Linked DNA regions of Mus musculus: region 1 is linked to region 2. Evidence: chromatin loops called from intact Hi-C (ENCODE). Cell type or tissue: left cerebral cortex. All regions are shown on one strand. Each heading gives the region's core, and the rest is flanking DNA. Links, peaks and the distances in the headings are about the cores only.

What was found. Peaks named below come from ENCODE experiments on the same cell type or tissue, not always from the same donor. Only the 100,000 strongest peaks of a DNase experiment are listed, where the experiment ranks them.
Region 1: a loop joins it to region 2, with 17 times the contacts of the local background. A loop is called at or near these places in 1 of 42 quality-filtered maps.

What each region holds. Positions count from the first base shown.
Region 1 is chr12:103,369,982-103,381,048 of GRCm38, forward strand. It overlaps a transcript of Otub2 not described here. Among named protein-coding and RNA genes, the nearest start is that of Otub2, 13 kb to the right of the region's middle. In left cerebral cortex, for the core only: CTCF peaks have their summits at 1,956 (motif pointing left) and 6,190; DNase peaks (open chromatin) are centred at 1,933, 5,457, 6,326, 6,902 and 1 more place; H3K4me3 peaks cover 403 bases; H3K27ac peaks cover 1,968 bases.
Region 2 is chr12:103,266,210-103,277,276 of GRCm38, forward strand. No RefSeq gene overlaps it. Among named protein-coding and RNA genes, the nearest start is that of Prima1, 30 kb to the left of the region's middle. In left cerebral cortex, for the core only: no CTCF peak of the experiment used is centred there; DNase peaks (open chromatin) are centred at 3,458, 6,161 and 7,039.

The sequences.
Region 1 (11,067 bases), core at 1,611-9,610, 100 kb after region 2:
ACACACACACACACACACACACACACACACACACATGCAGCTTACACACACACATATATATATACCTATACAAATAAATGTACATAAAACTCATACTTATATAATTATTTCAACATCACCGAAAATAAGAATTGTTGCTGTGATGGCTAGCTGTAATTGTCAACTTGATGCAACCTCAAACCATTTGGGAAGATAGCTTCAGTTGATGAATTGTCTGCTGTGTCAGGTTGGCCTGCAGATATCTCTGGGTGTGTGTGTGGGGGGGTTGTCTTGATCATTTTAATCAATGTAGGAAAGCACAGCTCATTATGGGTGGCATCATTCCCTAGGCAGGAAGTTCTGACCTATCGAAGAGTAGAGAACGCTAACTGAGTTCAAGTGAGTAGGCAAGGAAGGAGCCATGCATGTGTTCACCTCTCTCTGCTCCTGACTAAGGATGCGCTGTGACTGTTTTAAGTTCCTGATGCCTTGACTTGGACACATGATGAACTGTGACTTGAGGTTTTTTGTTTGTTCTGCTTTACTTTTGGTGTTTTGGCCAGAATGCTTATCACAGCAACAGAAACAAAAATAGAGTATGTATAATATTTACTCCATGTTAGTTAGGCTCTCTCAAATCTCCTCACAAGCTCTAAGGTACAAAGAGGATAGGTAGGTAAGGACCTTTTCTAAGGTCAGCCAGTGGTGGGCTGGGGCTCCAACCCCCATCTGATTTAATAGCCACGATGAAGGTTCTGATGTGGGGAAGGAACTCTGAAATCCCAGCTCTTCCCTGGAGGTGACAAGGTGTCACAGGTGACCTCTGGTGGGGCTCAGCAGAGAAATGGCCCTGGCAGACGGATGGGGTTGGGTGGGGGTGCCACAGCACTGCAGAGCAGGCTCATGGTGGAAAGTTTCTGAATTCAAGGATTAGTGGGAGATATGGACAGGATCTGGCCTTGAGTGCTGAGCCAAGGTCATGTGTCTCTTTGTAACAGACACCTGTTGCACCTGCTGAACCTGCTCCGTCAAACAGGACATTCCTGTGCTCGGCTCTTAGGCTCCTAAGATTAGTCTGCTAATCCTCCTCAGTCACCTCCTGCTTAGTACGATGTCATGCTTTCATGGTGTCCCCAGCCATCAAGTGGTATGGCCTGTGCCCAGGCTTCTGTTGAGAAATCAGGAGGTAGAAGGTGCACTCAGAGAGCCATTGGCTCTGCCCCACGGTCCTGGAGTAAACCTGGTCTGACTGCCTAGCTCCACTCAGTGACAGGGCTCTATGTTCTGTCTGTGTAGCTGCTGAAGGGGGCATCTGTCCATCTGACTTGGATCCATCTCCACAGGTTGCAGAGATGGGAGGAATCCCAGGTAACCCTGGTGGACACCATGGTGGATCTCCATGGCAAACTCTTCACAGCCATCCAGGATGCCCCACAGCGCCAGGAGCTCTTCTCTCAGATAGAGCAGGCCGTCCTCCAGAGCCTGGAGACTCTAGCAAAGAGAACCATTGTGCCGTAGGTGATATTTAAAGCCTAAACCACTTGCCCTGGATCAGAGAGAATTGGAGACCCCTTTTTACAGGAGAGTCTAGGTGAGGCTGTCTTCTTTGATCCTTGCAGGTGTCAGTCCAAGACCAATCTCTGACTGTCTATGTGGCTCATGTGTACCCTCTCTGAGCCTCAGTTTCCTTATGTGTCAAATGGGGACGCACAGTAGGACGAAAGATCTTGTGAGATGCCAAACAGCAACCTCCTCCAAAGCGTTTAAAAAAAAAAATACTGCTTCCCCACTTTCTCCTTTATGGCTATCTTATAGGGAGGAGAATTGTTGCCAGAATGAGGAGGTGGCAGGTGACAGAAACTGCCCAGTTACACTGCCACCGGGAGCCAGAAGGTTGGTTGGCCGATTGGTTAGTTCAAGACTAGTACAATGGGATATTTGCAGAGCCTCTGCCCCCTAGTGGTAGTGATCTGGAACTGCGCCACCTGGTAGCTTTTCTTTGGAGAGCATCCTGTGTCCACACTGGGCATTTCTTCCCACAGTACTCAGGATTATATTTGTCTTTTACCGAAGGTCCAATTGTTTAGTTCCTTATGACTCCTCCTCACTCCTGATTGTGAGTTAAGAACTTTGCGTGAAAGTGTGGCTTGTTACCAAGTTTTAGGGAGCATTTTAGCCAGAGTATTCTTGTCATTTGCAAGTTAGCATCGGGGAAAGGAGGCCACTCGATCGGCCCTGTGTCACCCCAATTTACATCCTGGTGTCTGTCTGCCTAGCATAGCCCCACAGCCAGTATGGCTGAGCCTCAGTCAGTCCTGAGGCTGTAAGTCTGACTCTGTCCTGCATCTCCCAGGGCCTTCTGTGTCCGCCCACTCACTCAATAGTGGTACAGAGTTCCTCTGGGCAGGACCAAGCTCTGTGGATACCCCAGAGAGTCTGGTAAACCAAGATGTTCTCACCCCTGTCACCTCAGAGCCTGAAGATCTGACTGTGCCAGCTGCAGAAGAGATGTCAAGGAGAGAGGTGGGCAGAGAGAAGCCAGAGTCCCCTTCCAGAAGGGACATTTGATATCCCTTTGATATAAAATCCATCTTTGATATTTGATGCATACTTGTATGCTGGAAGCTACAATATGAGTTCAGTCAGCTAGCAACCAGCGTCACCCAATATGCCATCACACACACACACACACAGAGGAGGGGGGAAGACAGAGACACAGAGAGAAACAGAGAGAGGCTACAAAGAGAAACCTAGAGACATAGATATATAAATACGGATGCAAACACACACATGCGTATAAACTCATGGAAATACAGACAGGCCTAATCAGACAAACAGACACATACGAACAGCAGACACAGAGCCTGTGCATCCCACTCTCTTCTTGGTGGCCATCAGCTTTCCCGGGTGTCCTTTGGGATGGGCAGATGTTTGTCTTCAGCTGGGAGAACTGAGGCCAGCTCTGCTAATGCCTATAGCTGGGACCCACCTGTTCTATCCTAAAGCCTGGCACCTCATTCAGTCTTTCCTCGAACCTCTGCAACATTTGTGGCGGGCACAGTAGTTTCTGGGTGTCACTGTATGCTATTCTGGTCATCCTGCTGTCCTGTGCTCAGCACACAGATTTAATCGAGGACCTGGGATTTTGGCACTTCAAGGCCCCTCCTGGTCTGAGAAATGTATTCTGGCTTTCTCCCTTCACCATCCATGAGCCACAATGCCCCTCATCTCTGCCTTTCAGCTCCAAAGTCAGGGAGGGCCCTTGGGGCTCTTTGCTTAAAAGACGCCAGAGTTGAAGTCCAGTCTGGAGGCTTCTGTTTTCCAAACAAGGGGCAGAGAGAGGAGCTGGGTGGCAGAGTAGAGACTCTCTGCCTGCCCTCCACACCCTGTGTTTTAAGACAGAGTCTCAGTATGCGGCTCAGGTTGACCTTGGATTCACAAATCTCCTGCCTTGCTGACCAAGTGCTGGGCTGGCAGACTTGCACCTTTATATCCAGCTGTGCATTCTCCTCTCAAAGCTGAGAGGCAAAGCCATTGCATCCGGCCATGACCTTAGAAGACTAAGTCCCAGGCCACCAACGTGCCAGAATGAGGTCCACTGAGTTCCTCAGACTCACCCAACTCTGCACCCATCACCCAAGGAAGAGCTGATGATTCCAGTCAAGAGGCCCAACTGAGAGGGTTCACCCAAGCTCTCTTTGTAAGGACTGTTTAGGCCGTGTAGCAGGAGGAGCTTCCACGAGCTCTCAGAGTGGAAGACTGACTCGGGGGTGGTTCCAGGTAGAGGACACTCTGGCTGGAGTGATACGGGTCATGGCAGGGGTGCTGAAAGGTGGGTTGAGCCTTGTCCTCCTGCACAACCTGCTGCTTAGCTAAGTGCAACTGCCCATCAACAACATGGCCCAGTGGTGTTGCTCCTCAGCTGACAGCTTGCCTGACACTGAACCTCTTCTCTGGTCAGAAAAGGACTGACAGATGCCCACAGAGCCTGCCTTCCCATGGGTACTGAGGCAGCGGCATCTAGGGTCTCTGTGCAGGCCAATTTCATATCAACTTGACACAGGCTCCAGTTATCTGAGAATGGGAGATAAGAAAACGCCTCTCTAAGACTGTGCTGTAGGCAAGCTTGTAAAACATTTTTTTAAATTAGTGATTGATGGGGGCGGGCCCAGCCCATTGTGGGTGGGGCTTTCCCTGGGCTGGTGGTCCTGGGTTCTATAAGGAAGCAGGCTGAGCAAGCAAAGGGGAGCAAGCCAATAAGCAGCAGCCCTCCATGGCCTCTGCATCAGCTCCTGCCTCCAGGTTCCTGCCTTGCTTGAGTCCCTGCTGTTACTGCTTTTGGCGATGAACTGTTCTATGGAACTGTAAGTGAAATATACTCTCTCCTTCCCTACTTACATCTGGACATGGAGTTTTAGCATAGCAATAGTAACCCTGACCCTACAGTTTCTGTTAGCCTCTCAACAAACCCAAGCACCACGTAAGTGAAGGGGATTGGGAGGGGGTGCACAGGTGTATGTCTGCCTTTGTTGGTGTTTATATGGAGACCACCTTGGCCAAGGCCACAACTCCCATACCTCATTTACCTTGCTGGATGCACACCCCCTCACACATGTGAGACATGCACACAGCATCCCCTTGCACACAGGAGGACACATGGGTAGACACATGAGAATGTTCTAGAGTTGGGGGCTCTAGTGCTAGGAGAAGCCTTGACTCCCTCCTCTGGGACTCAGCCAACTACCCTGTGCTGCCTCTTTGCTGCCCCCCCCACCCCCACTGAGATACTTATCACTGCAGCAATGGAAAACGTCAGACTGACTTCAACCAGTGGCAGAGCATGGATTTATTTCTTTAAAACGTTTTTGAGATAAAAATTCACATACGTTAAAAACATGCCTCCCTTAAGTATACCCTTAATGCTGCCCGTCAAAATTGTACTATTTAGAGCCGGGCGTGATGGCACACGCCTTTAATCCCAGCACTCAGGAGGGAAAGGCAGGAAGATTTCTGAGTTCGAGGCCAGCCTGGTCTACAAAATGAGTTCCAGGACAGCCAGGGCTACACAGAGAAACCCTTTCTCAAAAAAAAAAAAAATTGTACTACTTAATACAAGGTCATTCCATCACCTCTGAAAGGTGTGTGATGCTAGCCCCCTTCTGTTAACCCAGCTTCTGGGTGCTGTCCCTTTGAGTTGCCTGACACCTCCTGCACCAAAGCCACACCGTCCGTCTTGATTGCTGTCATTCTGTAGTGAATTCGAGGTTGTGATGTACTTGCCTCCACCACCAGGACAAGTCTGCTGTTGAGAGTGGGTTTCAGGCACGGTGTGATCCAGCACTCAGCGGCACTCTGAAGGACCTGTTTTGTCTGGCATCTTCAGCACAGGCTCACCTCAGTTAATGCAAGCTCAATATAAGCATGCAAGCTAGAATCCTGAGTCTCTCTGCACGTCGAGAACGCCCACGAGCCGCAGTAGCCATGAGTAAGACTTGCCTGGTGAAGCTCAGGGACAGCCATTTCTTCTGGTGTTCATGTAATTGTGAGCCCCTGGGATTTTTGCAAAGCCTTCACATTATAGCCAGAATGTTGTGACTTCTGGGTAAGAGGCATGTGTCTAGATGGCTGCCACAAGTTCATTTCATCAGGTCCCCATCAGTTCCTCATCCGACACTAGTCCATCCAGTCACCCAAATGCACCCAACATTGAGTTAGGTATAGCTGGAGATGGGGCAATAGAAACGAATGCCCCTCGGAGAGGGAAACTCAGTGCGGGTCAGCAATTCTCTGTGTGGGTCAGTGATACTCAGTGTAGGTCAGCGTTACTCAGTGCAGTTGGGATTTTTGAAGAAGCATGGGAAGTGGCAGACTGTCACATTCAGGATACCACACAAGAATCTAGTCTCCTGGTCATCTATCTAACACTAGCAGGCTGTGCAACTTCCGATAAGACACTTGACCCCTCTGTGCTTCTTTTATGCTCTTGCCTGGGATGTTGATGTCCTGTCCTTTACAGATCCCCACTTTGTTGCTGCCGTGGCCTCTGGGAAGGGGGTGTCAGGGCAGAAGGACTAGCAGCTGAGAGGTTTATTTTCCTTCTCAGGAATTTGTATTGGGCAAGATGGAGACTGTGAGAATGAGCTTGCAACTCTTGGAGCCCAAGGATGCTGTCAGGGCACAGTCTCAAAGGCCGGAGGCTCAGGCAGTGCAGCGCACCCTTGAGGACATCCCCAAGGCAACTCGGTGTGAGAAGCCCCAGGACCCCATTTCCCAGCATCCTCAGAGCTCCTGGCCTAGGTCCCAGGCATCACATGAGCTAGCTCACTCTGCCTCTTTTTCTCTCCATTGTTCCTCTGAGGAGGAGGAGATGGAGGAGGAAGCCATATGTTGTTTTCAGGGAGTGGGGAAACAGGGGGGCAGGCAAGGTTCTGGAACCTGCCGGATGTGAGGTGCTGTTGCTACCCGTACTGGGGGGATTGTCACAAGTGCCTGGGGTAGGCTGATAGAGAATTGGTGGCATATGTAGGACAGGGCCCCTCTATTTGTGTGGCCTGTCACCTCTGGGCTCCAGGATCTTTCTTGCTGTGACTGTGGCCTCTTAATGCAATGTGCTTCTGACAGTTTGTCTGTTAGGAATATCAGTCATGGGGAATGTGAAGGAGTCTCCACGTCACCAGATTTGTGAGGGTTGTGCTTGACCACAACGGCCAGGGAGCTAACAGGGGACTAGATTTGTAGGCGCTCTGATCATGAGTCCCCCAGAAGCTACCCACACCAAGTGTCTTCCCACTGCTTGGAATACATCAGCCCTCAGAAGGTCTGGCAGAAGAAGGCTCTTCTCTGAGCTGGTTTTCCTACCCTAAAGTTGGGTGAGGAGGTGAGTCACCCACATACACACAGAGCCTGAAACGCCTCCTTTAGAGTAGGGAATGTGTGTCCCCAGGAAGCCACAGGCAGCTGTACCTTGGCTGTGCTGTTCACTCCACAGGCCTGTTGGTGTGTGTGGGGGGGGGGGGGGGCGGTGACGAGCAGCCAGTGAGCTAGCTGCCAGCAATGGAGAGCTGTACACAGTGGCGGATGGTGAATGACAGTGGGCTGTCATCAGTGGGTGGCAGGCTCCACTGGGCAGAACAGGGAGGGAGTTCTGTAGCAGGGGGAGAGGGAGACTGTGTGTGTCAGTCAAGAAAGGGAACAGTGAAGGAGGCTGTGTCAAGAAGGAGGCCACCATCCTCTTGCATGAATTTCAGAAGGAAGAAGTTGGGGAGGAGCTGGAAAAGGTGGCCAAGGCACTGGGGCAGATACTAAGGGCCTAAGCCATCATGGCTGCCTGAGAAGAGGACAAATTGTGAACAAGAACCCCCCAACAGCAGGCTAAGGGCAAGCTTTCGACTTGAGTCCCGGGGCTGTGGTGAGTAGTGTTGGTTGCTTTTCTTGTTTCTTGACAAAATACTAACAAAAACAGCTTATGGAAAGATGGGTGTGTGGGGGCTCGCTGCAGGGCTGCAGGCCATCACAGAAAGGAAGACTTGTGGAGCAGCTGGTCACAGTGTGTCTGCTGTGGGGGAGCAGGGAGAGGCGGATGTCGCTGCCTACTTGTCTCGCAGTCCTCATTTTTCACTCAGCCCAGGACCCCAAACTCACGAAAATAAATAAAACTGGCAGGGAGGGTTCACAGTCAAGCAAATCGAGAAAATGACTAAGAACAGCCTAGAAAGTGCTAGGTGTTTCAACCATATAAAAGACAAATTGAGGGACAGTGTGAATGTGTCCGAGATGAGCTCTTTGACATGGTGGATCCGTTTTCATAATTCTCTGGAGCGCAGTTTGATCTGAGGTCCTAGGGCTAGGCTAGGTAGCTAGTCGGATATCGATGGAGACTGAAGAAGCTGGGGCACTGAATGGGGTCTGAGGGCCCAACGAGCGGCTCATCAGGCACTGTGATGTCAACTTGATGTCTCTGTTGTCAACTTGATACAGCCAGGAAGAGACCCTCCAGTGAAGAATGGCCTCTTTTAGATTGGTGTGTGGGCTTGTCTTTGGGGCATTTTCTTGATCGTTCATTGATGTGGGAGGGCCTAGCCCACTGTGAGAGTTACCATCCTGATGCAGGAGAATCAAGGCTCTGTAAGAAAGGAAGCCGAGTTTGAGCCTGGGAGGAAACTAATGAGGAGCGGTCCTCTGTTAGTCTTGGCTTCAGTTCCTGTCCCCCACCCCCTTCCCTCAGCGGTGGACTGTGACATGGAAGAGTAACCCAAATAAACCATTTCCTCACCATGTTCCTTTGGTCATGGTGTTTATCAAAGCATCAGAGATCCATCTAGAACAGGTTACTTGCTACCGAGCTGGAAGACCTGAATTCTCTCGCCTGGACCCACGTGGTGTATGAAGAACACCGACTCTTATATGTTGTCCTTTGCCCTCCACACATGTGTTGTGGCACATACACATGCTCCCACCTACATAAAAATGGAACCTGAGTTTGTATCTTTGACTCTGGCTGAAGAGAGCATTCTAAACAGCCTGTAAAAAAAAAAATGCTGTGTATCCATAGGTTTTCTGATAAAAACCAAAACAGCTGTCCCCTCCCCCTTTTAAAGTTAATCCAAACGGTCCTGTCAATCACCTGGACAGGAAATCCCTTCTCAGGAATCTGTGTGTTCCCTAGAGTTTAAAAACCAGTTCTGGAACCTGCTCAACCATGCGGGTTGGCACTGAGGGCAGTCTCTGGCCTTTTCCCCGGTTTTGCTTCTCCCAAGTCCTTCGAAGCATTTCCCAAAATGTGCCTGCCATCTTCCCTCATTAAATTAGGACCTCAGATTGATCATGCGCAGGTGTGTGTCCCTTAGTGGGGGCCCACCTCAGACTGAGCATGCGCAGGTGTGTGTATGTATGTGTGTGTGTGTGTGTCCCTTGGGGGGGGGCGCCAAACTGAGCATGCGCAGGTGTGTGTCCCTTAGCGGGGCCCACCTCAGACTGAGCATGCGCAGGTATGTGTCCCTTAGCAGCCCACCCTCACCAGCTTCCAGTGTTTAAGGATGGCATTGCTTCAGAAATAATCCCTGTGCTCTGCAAACCTGCTACAGGCAACGCGTTCTTCTGGATGCTCTTAGTTCTTGGCGTGCTTTTCCTTTGTCCGCACCAAGAGGCTGGGTTACAATTAAACCCACCTCACACGATGGATTGAATTATTGGCACCAGGTTGCCATCCTACTGTGGCCGTGTGTAAATCCATGCTTTGGCCCGAACTCCCCGCTAGACAGTCTGTTTTTCCAACTCGGAATTGGGTTTAGCAATGTGACTTCCTTTGTCCAGTAAGATGTTATTGGAGTCTGACTCTAGCAGAGAATTAATACATGATTGTGCAGTGCCTGTGAGCTTGACCATGTTGAGATCATGCCTCAGGGAGACCCCTGGTTCCAGAAGGATGTGAGTCGAATGGAACAGACTTTCATCCACATAAACCATTTATTTGGTCCTTAGTCAACTCACAGGCCCACGAAAGACCAATAAATGGTTAGAGTATACACCAATGAGTGTGTGTGTGTGTGTGTGTGTGTGTGTGTGTGCGACTGCTTATTACACAGCACTAGCTGACTGATACATCTGTACATTAACTAGGTCTAATACACACCAAACCAAGACTCATCTTCTTTTTAATGGGAGAGGAGTTGGGCAGGAGAGTACATACTACTCTTGCAGAGGACCCTGGTTCAATTCTCAGCACCTCCTAGCAGCTCACAGTCATCTGTACCTCCAATTCCAGGGAATCCAGTGCCCTATGGTGACTTCTCTGGGTTCCTTACACAAGTGATTCACATATGCATGCTAAGACGCACACACATGCACATAAGCATTCTGTTTTGTTAAAGTGGCAGAGGGCTGGAAAGATGGCTCAGTGGTTAAGAGTACTTGCCACTCAATCAGAAGGTGTAAAGTTCTGATCCTAGCACACACATCAGATGGCTCCTGGAAACCTATAACCCCAGCTTCAAGGAATCTGAGACTTTCTTCTGGCCCCCACCAGCATTCACACATACGCCCATGTGTATATATTCACACAGACATATGTGAACACATAAGTAAAATGAAAAGTGGGAAGGAGTCTGTCCTGCCTTGGAGACAATGGTTAGGATGGATGGAACGACAGGTTATCATTTTGTCTTTTGTTATGTATACTTTTTATATCTTGTCCAAAGTGTCTGTAATAAACATGTTTACCTTTTATAATCAGAAAAAGAAAGCTCACTTTTAAAAACAGAAGCAAATTCTTCTTGGTGTTTTTTTTTTTCGATTTCTTAGTGTCCCAAACAAGGGAAATGCCACACCCTCTGGGCAGGTTTTGTGAGGCTCATTCCCAAAATGTAAAGAAGTGAAAAGCTTAATTCAGTTCCCAAAGAGCAGGGAAGCGAGAGCCCGGCTTGACAATCTCTCAGCCCAGTAGCTGAGAAACTGGGCTTGGATGGATGCCGAGTAGATTCATGCAAAAACACCACTCTCACCTCAAAGGGAGGAAGAGAGAGCAGATTCTGGAGTCAGTTGAGTCATAGGCTTGTTCAAACATATGAGGGCCATACCTAAACATAGCATAATGCAAAATACATTTAGTCCCACTTCCTAAGTCTCTATAGTCTATAGCAGTCTCAACAATGTTAAAAGTTCAAAGTTCAAAGACTTTTCTGAGATCCATCCAATCACTTAACTGTAATCCCCAAAGTAAGACAGGAAACTGACTGGGCAAACTCCAAACTCTGCATCTCCAAGGGTAATGTCAAAGCAGTCTTCAGATCTCCAACTCCTTTTTCATCTTTGTTGACTGCAACCAACTTCTTTCTCCTGGGCTGCTTCCACTCCCTGCTAGCAGCTTTCCTCAGCAGATAACTCATGGCTCTGGCATCTCAAACATCTTGGGGTCGCCAAGGCAACTTCAATGTTACATCTTCTTGTTTCAATGTCTGGGACCCATACATGATCTTCTGGGCTCCTCCAAAGGGCTTGTGTCACTTCTCCAGCTCTGCACTGTGTAGCACTCTAGGCTCTGGTTGATCCACTCCACTGTTGCTGCTGATGTTCTTGGTGATCAGGCATCTC
Region 2 (11,067 bases), core at 1,915-9,914:
TCAGACTAGGCAAGAGAGTGCTACCAACTAGGTCACATCTCAAGGCTCTTCTGGTCTTTTTGCTTCTTTGTGCCATTGGTACTATTGGGCAAGCCAACCCCCACATTTGTTCCCAAGGGACCCAGTGCCCCTCATTTCATGAGACACCCGAGATACTTTAAATGCACAAAAAATGATAGTGAACATTAGAAGACTACTCACTAATGTGCTCAGGGAGGAAACATTATTCCAATAGTGACCTTACTATCAAGTTAGGAGTGAGTTTGAAAACAGCAACAGGCCCAGAAAAAAGGAGTCTCTGACTTAGATTGCCCGGTGGCTCAAATGGGACCAATCATTCCTGGGAAGTAACTGACCAGTGTGTTGTCAGTGTCTGCCTCAAGTCCTTGACACGCTCAGATGCCCAGCTCTGCATTCACTGTGAAGACTCAATGTGGAGAAAATAGTGCCCACTGTAGGAAGAGCCATGGGAAGATGTTCACCGCAGCCCAATCACGTCCCAGCTGCAGGGGGTTTTAGTCACCCAGCTCCTCTTCCCCCCCCTCCCTCCATGCCCCAGTGAACAACTTCACACTCTGCCCTCTCTGCTTCCAGGAGTGAAGGGGGTGGGGCCAGTGTGCTGAGGACCACAGGGCTGAGAAAAAAAGCTGCTAACCTGCCACCTGGGGAGAGACCCCAGCAACCCTGAAGCCAGCTCTACCCCGTGTGGCCAAGTCCTGACACCCATATAATAATCCACACAGCTCTTGTCTTGGTGGCATTCTGGGGATGGCTGGGGCACCCCATTGAGCACCTGCTTCAGCGAGAACTATGCTGCCCCACCTCAGGGGTCCCTGTGGTTTGGGCTGAGACAGAAACCTACAAGGAAGAAGGGCTGGAAGAGTCCTGCAAATGAGCAAGCCTTGGGTAATAACTGGTAAACTCGGGTACTTATCTCCCCAGAGATGCCTCACAGATCCAAGTCTGGGCTCTGTGGGACCTTAACAGCCATGTACCCACTGTTTCCTAAGTCCACAGACCTGAGACCATGCAAGGGCAGAGCCTGCCCGCTTCATCTCTGTCTCACAGACTGAAGTGCTAGATGGGAGAACCCAGGCTGCTCCTCACCTTCCCTGGGCAGCCTGCATCTTTGCAGCATGGCTTCTTACTTGCCCGCGACCCGCAGCTCTGAGTTTCCAGCTATGAGCCTGGGCCCTGGAAGAAGTACTTGGATGTTTCCTAAGGCCAAGGGCAGCCACGGCTTCTTTCCTGGCCTGAGGTGTGCAGCCTTCCACTACCCGGACCCTGACCTCCTCACTGAAGGTGTGGCTCTTCCTGACACCCCAGCCGCAAGGCTTAGGCCCTGCCTCCTGGTCCACAGCTACCGCTCTCTGGCTGTCACTCAGCCCCAATCCTATATGTGCACTGGCTTTTCATTGAGAAACCTGACATAGACAGACGACTTAGCCCTGTCCTGGGCAGCCATGATCCTGCACCTCCCCCACCGCGTGCACCCCCACATCTGCTGACAGTCATGACCAAGTGAAGTTCAAAGCATTGGGTGGAGGCAGTAGGTATGTGGTTAAGATCAGTATTAGCCAAAGGCTGGTCTCCAAGAGACAGAGTGGAAAGGGGACCCAGCATTTGTGTCAGACCCTCTTAGACTCAGGTTTTGTCCTTGCCATCTACAGACTGAGGCACCTTAGATGAGTGGGTTTGCTTCCATGGGCTTTTCCTCCTGTGTTAAAAAGCAGGATTTTGTTGTCCTTCTTACTGGGCTGCAGGGAGGACTGACTGAGGAGGGACGGGGGCACAGCTCACCTCAGAGGGGCTTGAGATGCAAGGGATTCTGTGGGACCTCCACTCCGGTGTGAGTCCCAGGAGAAAGTATCTGGACACCAGGGTAGCATGTGACACTTCCGGTGCAGGTGGGCTGGGAAGAGGGGGGTAAGGGGCCTGGGGGAGGGGCCAGGGAGGCAGGGCAGGCAATCACTCCTCCAGAGCTACTGGGGCTGTTGGCTGCAGTGGGTGAGGCTGCCTTTCCAGGGGCAGTGACAGTGAAGGGCTTAGCAGATCCTGACTCAGCCTGGTATGGAACAATCCCCTGTGAGGGGAGCTCAGGGAAGCTGGAGGGGGCAGGACTCCGACTCTGGAGCAGCACTGAGCTAGGGGAGGTCTTGGTTTTCTTGCCAGGTACAGGAAGGAGACCCTGATCTTTGGCGTCTGGGATGCTGTAGAAGTGGGAACCATGAATGTGCTGGCTGGTATTTGTTTATTTGCTTGTTTTGTTGTGTTTGACTGTTTTGTTATTCCTGTTTGCTTATTGTTTTTGTTAGTTTGTTTTGGCTTTTCTGTTTGGTCTGTTATTTTTGTTTCTTTTGTCAACTTGACACAGCTAAGGTCATCTGAGAGAAGGAAACTTCAACTGGAAAAACGGTCTCCATAAGCTTGGGCTATGGGCAAGCCTGTGGGCATTTCCTTGATTGGTGATTGGTGTGGGAGCGCCCAGCCCACTCTGCTGCTCCCAGCCCTGAATATAAGACACAGATTGTATGAGAAAACAGGCTGAAGAAGCCAAGAGGAGCAAGCCAGTAAGCAGCACCCCTTCATCGCCTCTGCTTCAGCTCCTGCCCCCAGGTTCCTGGTCTTCTATAGTTCCTGCCCTGGCTTCCCTCGGTGATGGGGTGTAAGCTGTAAGATTAGATCAACCTTTTTCTCTACAAGTTACTTTTAGCCGTGGTGTTCAATCACAGCAGTAGAAACCTTAACTAAGACAAACTCCTCTAGGATTCAGTTCTGCCCTGAGGACCCCTAGTCTTCCGTGGCTTCATGGCTTCTTAACCGTAGGGGTGGATGGAGCCGGGGCAGGGACTCTCTGACTCCAGAACTCTGCTTCACCGTCTCAAAGGGTTTGTGAGGATGCCATTGGTTTTCCATAAGATGTCAGATGAGGAAAAGTTCTTAGTGTAAGACTTGGCACATAATAGTTGCTCAGTAAAGCTGGGCCTCCTCACATCAGAGCTTCCATCATGGCTCCCAACCTGGACTGCCTTCGGGGATCATCTGTTAAAGCACTGTTACAGGAACAAAAGGAAAATTCTAGAAACAAGTAAACAAGCAGGGCATGGAAGGCTGTCTAGTGGTCACCCGTTGGAACACTCAGTGAGCTGCTGTCAAAGCTGGCATTAGTAACTTTATTTGAGTCTGCACACTTCTGCCATTCATGTGTCAGACAGTGACCTGAGAGTGACACTGTCCACTTTACAGATTAGGAAAGTGAGGAATGCAGAAAGGGCTCTCTGTGTCACAGTGGAGCTGCAATTGGAGGTTTGAGGTGATGGAGCATGTGTGTGTATGTGCGTGTGTTTGTGTGCGTGTGCATGCATGTGCTCATGTACCTGCGTGGTATCTGCAGGTGTGTATGCCTGCTCGTGTGGGTGCTGTATGTAAAAGCCTCTGAGTCACGACTCAGCCTCCTGTGAGTGACAGGTCTCTGAGCATGTCCCGCCCACTTGCCTGAGCCTAAATCCCCCTTCCACAGTTTGCTTAACTTAGTCATTAAAGGCTTGGGGTAAAAGAAATGAATTTCATTATAAAATGACAGAGAGGCAGCCTCCTAGACTGAATACTTTTCTCTTAGAACAAGGCTGGGACTAAGGTATATATATATATTTTTTTTTCATTTTGGATGTTACTTCTGTCCTGATCCTGGGTCACACCTCCCCGATTCAGAGTAGGGCATCAGTGGGCCAGTGTCTAGTTCTGTCTTCCTGGGTCAGGTAATGTTGTTGCCTTGTGGTCAATCTGCACACTCTCCAGGGCCCAGGCTGTCTTTCCTGGAAAGGGGAAGAGAGCGAAGAATGAACTAATGCTCTATTCAGAAGAGCCCAAGAGTGAAGACCTGTAACTGCCCAGAACCTACAGCATGGACAAGCTGTCAATCTTCACATAGGGGGTGGGGCCCAGGGGATCTTCAACCAATGATGGCTCTGCCAAGACTCTCTAGGAGGGTTCATTACCCTGTGTGGGCTCTGCTGACCCTGCCTGCAGATAGCTATAGGAGTAGGGTACCTTTTTTCACAGCATGGTGATCAGTTACAGCAGAAAATATTGGCTGGTCCTGCTGCCAGCAAGTTCTCCATCAGAGATGTCCCAGTATATCCTCCTCCCTGCCCGCTCCTCCTCTTCCTTCCCCTCCTCCCTCCCCTTCTTCCTCCCACCCCTCCTCTTTCTTCTTGCAGTGGTGTTGGAGGTGAGCATTTGATGAGGTTTGGTTTCAGGAAGCCAGGAATATGAATTATGTCGCATCTTCAAACTATGCTACTGTCTTCTCAGTTTTTTCTGAAAACTCCATACAAAGAAAGGACTCCACCCCCTAAGAATGGCTCGACTCTCTTGCTTGCTCCACACCCATGAGGTGCCCAGGGGATGCTACTGGGAACATAGGGAGGAAGAAGGAGGAGTCCAGGTGGGCCTCACCCACATTTCATGGAAGGCACCCCTTCTCTTCCTCATGACTGTACTGTGGGTACATGCCTAAGGCCCCTGGTGGCTTGGGAAAAGTGTCCGGAAAGGAAAATCCTGGGGGAAAATAAGGAGTTTCCCCGCTCATGCCTGGCTCTCCTGAGGAATAGTACCCATGTCGCCCCAACAGCACCCGAGCCTGTTGCAGAGGTCTAGCTTAGGATCCACAGACCTTCTCTGAGTCATTTTTCTCTCTCCGGGTCTCAGCCCACTCTGGCCAACCCAACCCCAGCCTTGCTCCCTGCTGTTACTGTGAGCATAGAGCCCCTGGCATCCCCACGCTGGACCCTTCGATGTCCATCTCAGGATGCAGACTTGAAGCACTGAAGGACTCCTGCATCCATGCCTGTAGAGGGCTGCTGCCGCCCCGTGGGACAGTGACCTTCCCGGCTGTTTCCTTCATTCCTTGACTCCAAGTACCACCAATGTCCACTACAGATTCCTTTTGGGGGAGGCATTAAAGCATCAATTGTCTAACAAAGGTAAGGTCTACCAGGTCTATTTGCTGCTCCAGAACCTCCCATAGCCCCCACCGTCCTGGTCATTAAGAGTGACATCCTCACCTTGGTATCTGAAGCACCATGCCCACACAAATGCTAGGTTCCCACTGTGAACTCTGCCTTGTGAGCCTGCCGTAGGGAAACAGGGATGTCCCTCCACCCATGACACCCAAGCATCCCACGTCCCTTGGGAATGCCACATGCTGCAGAAAACACAGGAGGCCCTGATTCTGTATGGTCGCTCCAAGGCAGATGGGACCCAGATTTAAGAAAAGCCACCAGATATCCTAGGGGTCAGCTGTACTCTGAGTCAGCTGCCTGCCCAGACTTGAACTCATGATGTCTGTTTTCCACCACCTCGACCTCAACTTCACTAAAGTTTCATCTTCCAATCCTCTCGGAGCTTGGGATATAGACTGAATGCTCCCCGCAGCTCCATTTTACAGATGAGGAAAATAAGGCTCCCACTGGCTATTTAACTGGTCCATAGTGACTGGACAAAATTCTAACAGCAGGAGAGACAGAACAAGGATCCATTCATTCATTCACTCACTCATGTATCTCATATTTACCTAGGGCCTACTAGGTGTGGAAATAAACAACTGTGGCCCTTACTCTCCTAAAACTAAAGTTTTGGGGCTGGGGCTTGGAGACAAGCGACGATGTAGATCCTTGCACCGCTCTGGTGATGTATAGAGATTGTGACTTTCCTTCAGTGTCACAGGGGCTCCATCCATCACAGTTTCTGGCTCTCAGGCAGCCAGCAGCGCAGGTTGGACTTTGGTGGACTCGTGCCTCCCCTCCATCTTTAGGATGAGAGCCAAAGGGCTGTTGACCACCTTGAAGGGTGCAGTGGAGAATGGTTGTCTGATGGGGCTGTTATTTCCCAGGAGCTTGTTTTCTCTGCTCCTGCAAATCGATGGGCCAGAGCTGGGGGCCTGTGGAGACGACACGCCCAGGCTGAGGAGTCCTGTGGTTCCCTGGTGATTTCTTCACCAGATGCTCAGGTGGGAGTCTGGGTGTGCAAGATGCAGTTGAGAGATGCCCAGGGTGGGGGTGGGATGCAGAGGAAGCTAGCCTGGTGCCTCAGCCAGGACCACAGCTTCCCTTAGGTGGGAGGCTGAAGCAGTGTGGAGCGTATGGTCAGTACTCTGCACCTTGGTTTTTCCAAAGATGGGCAATTAAGAGTGACGCCCACAGTGGGTGTGTTATGAATCACAAACTCCATCAGATTCTTTACAGATGGCATCTCGTCCACCTCCATGGCTAAATGAAGGATACATTCCTGACTCCATCTTATACACAATGAAACTGGGACTCCCAGGGGCCAAGTGATTTGTCTAAAGTCACACCATCAGCAAGCAATGGCTCTGGGATGTGGATCCTGAGCTTATGTCAGAATCATAAGAGACACACTGTGTGTGTGTGGGGGGGGGGGTGGGTGTGTATGCTGTGTGTGTATGTGTGTGTGTGTGTGTGGTGTGGTGTGTGTGTGTGTGTGTGTGTGTGTGTGTGGTGTGGGTGTGGGTGTGTGGGTGTGTGCAATCCTGGAGATGGAACCCAGAGCCTTGTAGATGCCAGGAAAATGTCCTCACCCAGATACACATGTAGAGGCCAGATAACAACCTTCCATGTTGTTCCTCAGGCCTGGAACTCAGCACAGAGTCTAGGCAGTTCGGCCAGTCAGCTTTAGGGATCTGCCTGCCTCCACCTCTCTAGCACTAGAATTCTAAAATGTTTCTACTATTAAAAAAAAAAAAAAACCACAGTAAAAAACAAGAAACAAACAAAAACCATCCACATGGGGGCTCAAACTTGAACTCAGGCCCTCTGCTTTAGAGGCAAACGTTTTATTAGCAGAAACATCTCCCCAGACCTTTTTGGCAGGCAAGTGTGGAGTGGGGAAGGTGCAGGGGTGTGTGTGTGTGTGTGTGTGTGTGTGTAGTTGGTTGGTGTTTTGGTTTTCATTTTCTGTAAGAGCTGGCTATTTCGGTAAGTCCTCTGACGTGACTCAGACCTGTGAGGAGGTTGGTCCCTCCCCTCTCACTTCCATATTCTAGGGGTGCTTGCTTCTCCTCTAACTCTGGCTGCATCTGGCACCTGCACAGCAACGCCGTGATTTGCATATTGTATAATGTCTCCCCTGCGTGGAGATGTAGTGGGGCCTTTAAGAGACAGGACCCAATAGGAAATAACTGGAGCATTGAAGGTGCTGTCCATGGTGGGCCTTTTCTCTGTTGAACCAGTAGTTATAAAAACCTGCCAGGTCTTTTCAAGTCTCTCTCCCTCTCTGTCTAGACACATAACCTCATACTCTTGCACCTGCCTATGGTGAGCCCATCTGCCATGAGGCCAAGCAGACAGTGGAGCCCTTAGCAGAGCTGGCGCCATGCTGTTTGGACATTGAATCCCTAAACATGAGATCTAAATAAACCTTGTCTCTTAAGAAAACCCCTAGCATTGGATATTTCATTACGGTCATGGAAGATGAGCTACTACAGTTGGAATTGGACGCTTTCACTATAAAAATGCATTATGAGGCAGTAATAACAAAAACATGAACAACCCAAATTTATATCCAGCGTGGAAATGGATAAATCAGCTCTGATGCAGTCACACAATGAAGTGTGGCTCAACAATGGGAGACAGCCAGGACACACAGCATCCCCACTACAAGGATGGGCCTCTTACATATTACAGGAAGTGAAAGCCAGTCTCAGAAGCCTGCACACTGGGAGGGGCTGTGCATGCCACCACTGTTGGAGAAGAAAACTAGACAAGAGGGAAAACAGATGAGGACCTAGTGCCTGCAGGAGTGAGATGCTGAGAGTACAACGCAGTGTTTAAGAGAAAAAGGAGGGCCAAGGAATTGCTTGTTTGGTGACAGTGTTAGTCATATAAGTCTGAGGACCTGAGTTTGAACGCTATCATCCATGCAAACAGTCAGGCCTTGTGCACACAGTTGTAATCCCAGCCCCAGGAAAGCGGAAACAGGAGGGTAGTAGGAGCTCAATGGCAGCCAGTCTGGCCTAATTGGTGAGCCTCAAGTCAATGAGGGACCCTGTCTCAAAAATCAAAGTGGCTGACTTCTGAGGAGTAACCCCTGAGGCTGATCTCTGGCCTCCACATTCACATACACACAAGTACATGTTTGCACACATAAGAACATGCACACACAGAGAGAAGTCTTTCAATGTTGGGATATGGTGGGCCTTAGGAATGTTTTACTCAGACAGACAGTGATCTTCGGCCTCTGAGGTTCCATGGCCTCAGGGTACTAGATACTCTGTGGAAAACAGAACATGCATGCCTTACATACATCCTGCTGCAGACTTTGAACTATCTATGTCTCATGGTACCTAGCGCCATGCACATGATACATCAGAACTCCCACTGTGTGACTCAGAGAATTGAAGAAGGAGTGCCTGCAAAGGCCAGTACAGGTGCAGTTGGGTTTTTTCTCCAATATTTTCAACCCACAAGGGCCAACCCCTCAGTGCAACCAACCACATTTATACCAAGTACCCAGAGGAGCCAATTTGACTAAGCTGGATGACAAATGGCATTTCATAGGGACTAGGAAAGGGAGTAGGAAACTTTGAAGAGTTAGAAGTGCCCAATTGGCGACATGAAAAGCCTCGCTGATCTGCTGCCCAACTCTGTGGATGGACCTAACACGACTGTACTGTACATTTTAAGATGGAGAAAAAGAGCTAGAAATGTGGCTCAGTTGACAAAGTTGCCTGGCATGCACAGAGCCCTAGGTTCAGTCTCCAGCCTAGAAACAGGGTGTGGTGGCATAAGTCTATAATCTAGTATTTTGAAGGTGGAGACAGGAGAACCAAGAGTTCAAGGCCAGCCTCAGCTGCATATCAAGTTTCAGGCCAGCCTGATTGGTGTGAGATTCTGCTTCAAAAAAAGAAAATAGTAAAGATGATACATTTTCCAACTTATAAAACATTACTGTTTAAAATAAAAGTAGTAGACGATGCTTTCTTGAGAGCATGAGATAGCTGTGTGTCGTGAGGAATTGTCTTGGTGACTCCCTGCTGTGTGGACCTGTCAAATCCATCACACTGGATGCCCAAAGCAAGGAGAACTGGCTGCATGCAAATTACTGGCCACAATCAACAAGCTTAAAAAAAAAAACAAAAAAAAAAAAAAAAAACAAAAACAAAAAAAAAAACAAACAAACAAAAAAAAAAAAAAAAACATGTTCCGGTATAGAAAAAGTCTGTGCAGCCTCTCAGTATAAACTCCCTTCCTTTTAATCCTTTGCCTGCAGGACTCAGGAAGAGCCCCAAAGCCCCAGGCCTGCCAAGCAAGTGCTCCACCACTGAGCTACAGCCTCAGTCTTCTCTTTACTTTTTTTTCTGAGACAGTGTCTCACAAGGTTGCCCAGACTCTCCTTGAACTCACTTGTAGACAAAGTTGAACTTAAAAATCTTCCTGCCCAGATGCCAGACGGGCTGGAGTGTTCAGGCCTGTGCTACTAGGCCCAGCTCAATATATATTTGTTAATTAATTATGTCATACCACACCCTAATGGTCCTGGAAAATTTACATTTTTAAGAAGACATGATAAATCTAAGTATCAGACAGGATAATGGAATAAAAAAGACAGTCTAGATTTCTGTCTGTCTGTCTGTCTGTCTGTCTGTCTGTCTGTCTGTCTACCTGATGAATCATCTATCTTGGCTACCTGTTAAATATCATCTGAATTTAATAAATGTTAAAGACAGCCCCACAAATTATAAAGGAAATCAAATTATGCCATAATTTATAACTTTATACTGTATCCCCAAATAATTCCTTACTTCAATGTAAAAATTACTTTGGGGAATATAAAAATCACAAAGAATGAATAAAATATAAATGTTTATATAATTTTGGCCTGGGAAAGGAGCTTTCTAAGTATGAAACCAAAAGCAAACTCATAAAAGAAAAGATTAATAGATTTGACCACTTATAAATTGAACAGCCTGACTCCAAAAAACGCCATAAATAAAATCCAATGTCGAGGCACAGTGAGAAAATATTCTCCGCAGCCCGCGCTGTACTGCAAGGATTAATATCCTTAATGTACAAAGCAGTGCTGCGAATTGATATGAAAAAGGCAAATGTTGTCATAAAAATGGGCACAAAAGACATAAAATCTGACGTCTTAATTATTTTAGCGCTGTGTTTCAACAACTCACAAAAGAAGCAGAAGCTTAGAGGCCAAAAGCCAGGCACTCGCTGACCATGGCTGAAGATCAACAAGGGGCAGAAGAAGGAAGCTGTAACTTTTCTTGGCCAACTGAAAATGAAGCCGTCCATAGGCTCTTTGAGATTTGGGGACTGGGAGTGACCCTGCACCCAGGCTCCTGTAGGGAGCAGCATTAGCTGAGTGCAGCTTTCTGTAAGGTTTGATGTGTACCAAACGCCTTCAGAACAGTGAGTCACCGCTTTTCTGCTGCCTCCACAAACACTCCCTTCTGCTCTATCATGCTAAAAACTAATTAAAAAAAAAAAAAGATACCCTTCTGGCTTCTAGCCATCCAGAAGGAAGTTGGTCAGAGTAAAAGCAGAGAAAGGACTCCCTACAACTTCCTTCCAGGGTCTACCTCCTGCCCACAGCAGTACAAGGCAGAATCCTTTGTTTCTAAGGTTCTCTGAGGCCTCTAAGCTACTGCCTTGGAGACCAGTGCAGGCCCTTCCCTCACAAGCCTGGTACCTGTGGCAGGTGCCCTCTGAGATGTCAAATGCTGGCCTTGAAATATCAACTGGGTGTCCAAGAACATCTCCTAGTAGAGAGGGTCCTAGGTGAAGTTCTATCTCTCCAGTCCTTGATGTGGAAACCTGATCCCTAAAGTTATAGCCAACAGCAGTGAAAGCTGGGGTGGGGGGTAGATGGGGGGGTCTTTCAGAGGCTGCAACAGATCTCTGACCAAAGCAGCTTAAAGAAAGGTAGGGTATGTGTAGAAACAGCTCCAGGAGATACAGCCAATCTTCACCAGGCAAGTATGTCTGCAGGAACCTGGCTAGGCACATGGCATCCACAGTCAGGAAGCAAAGAGAGAGG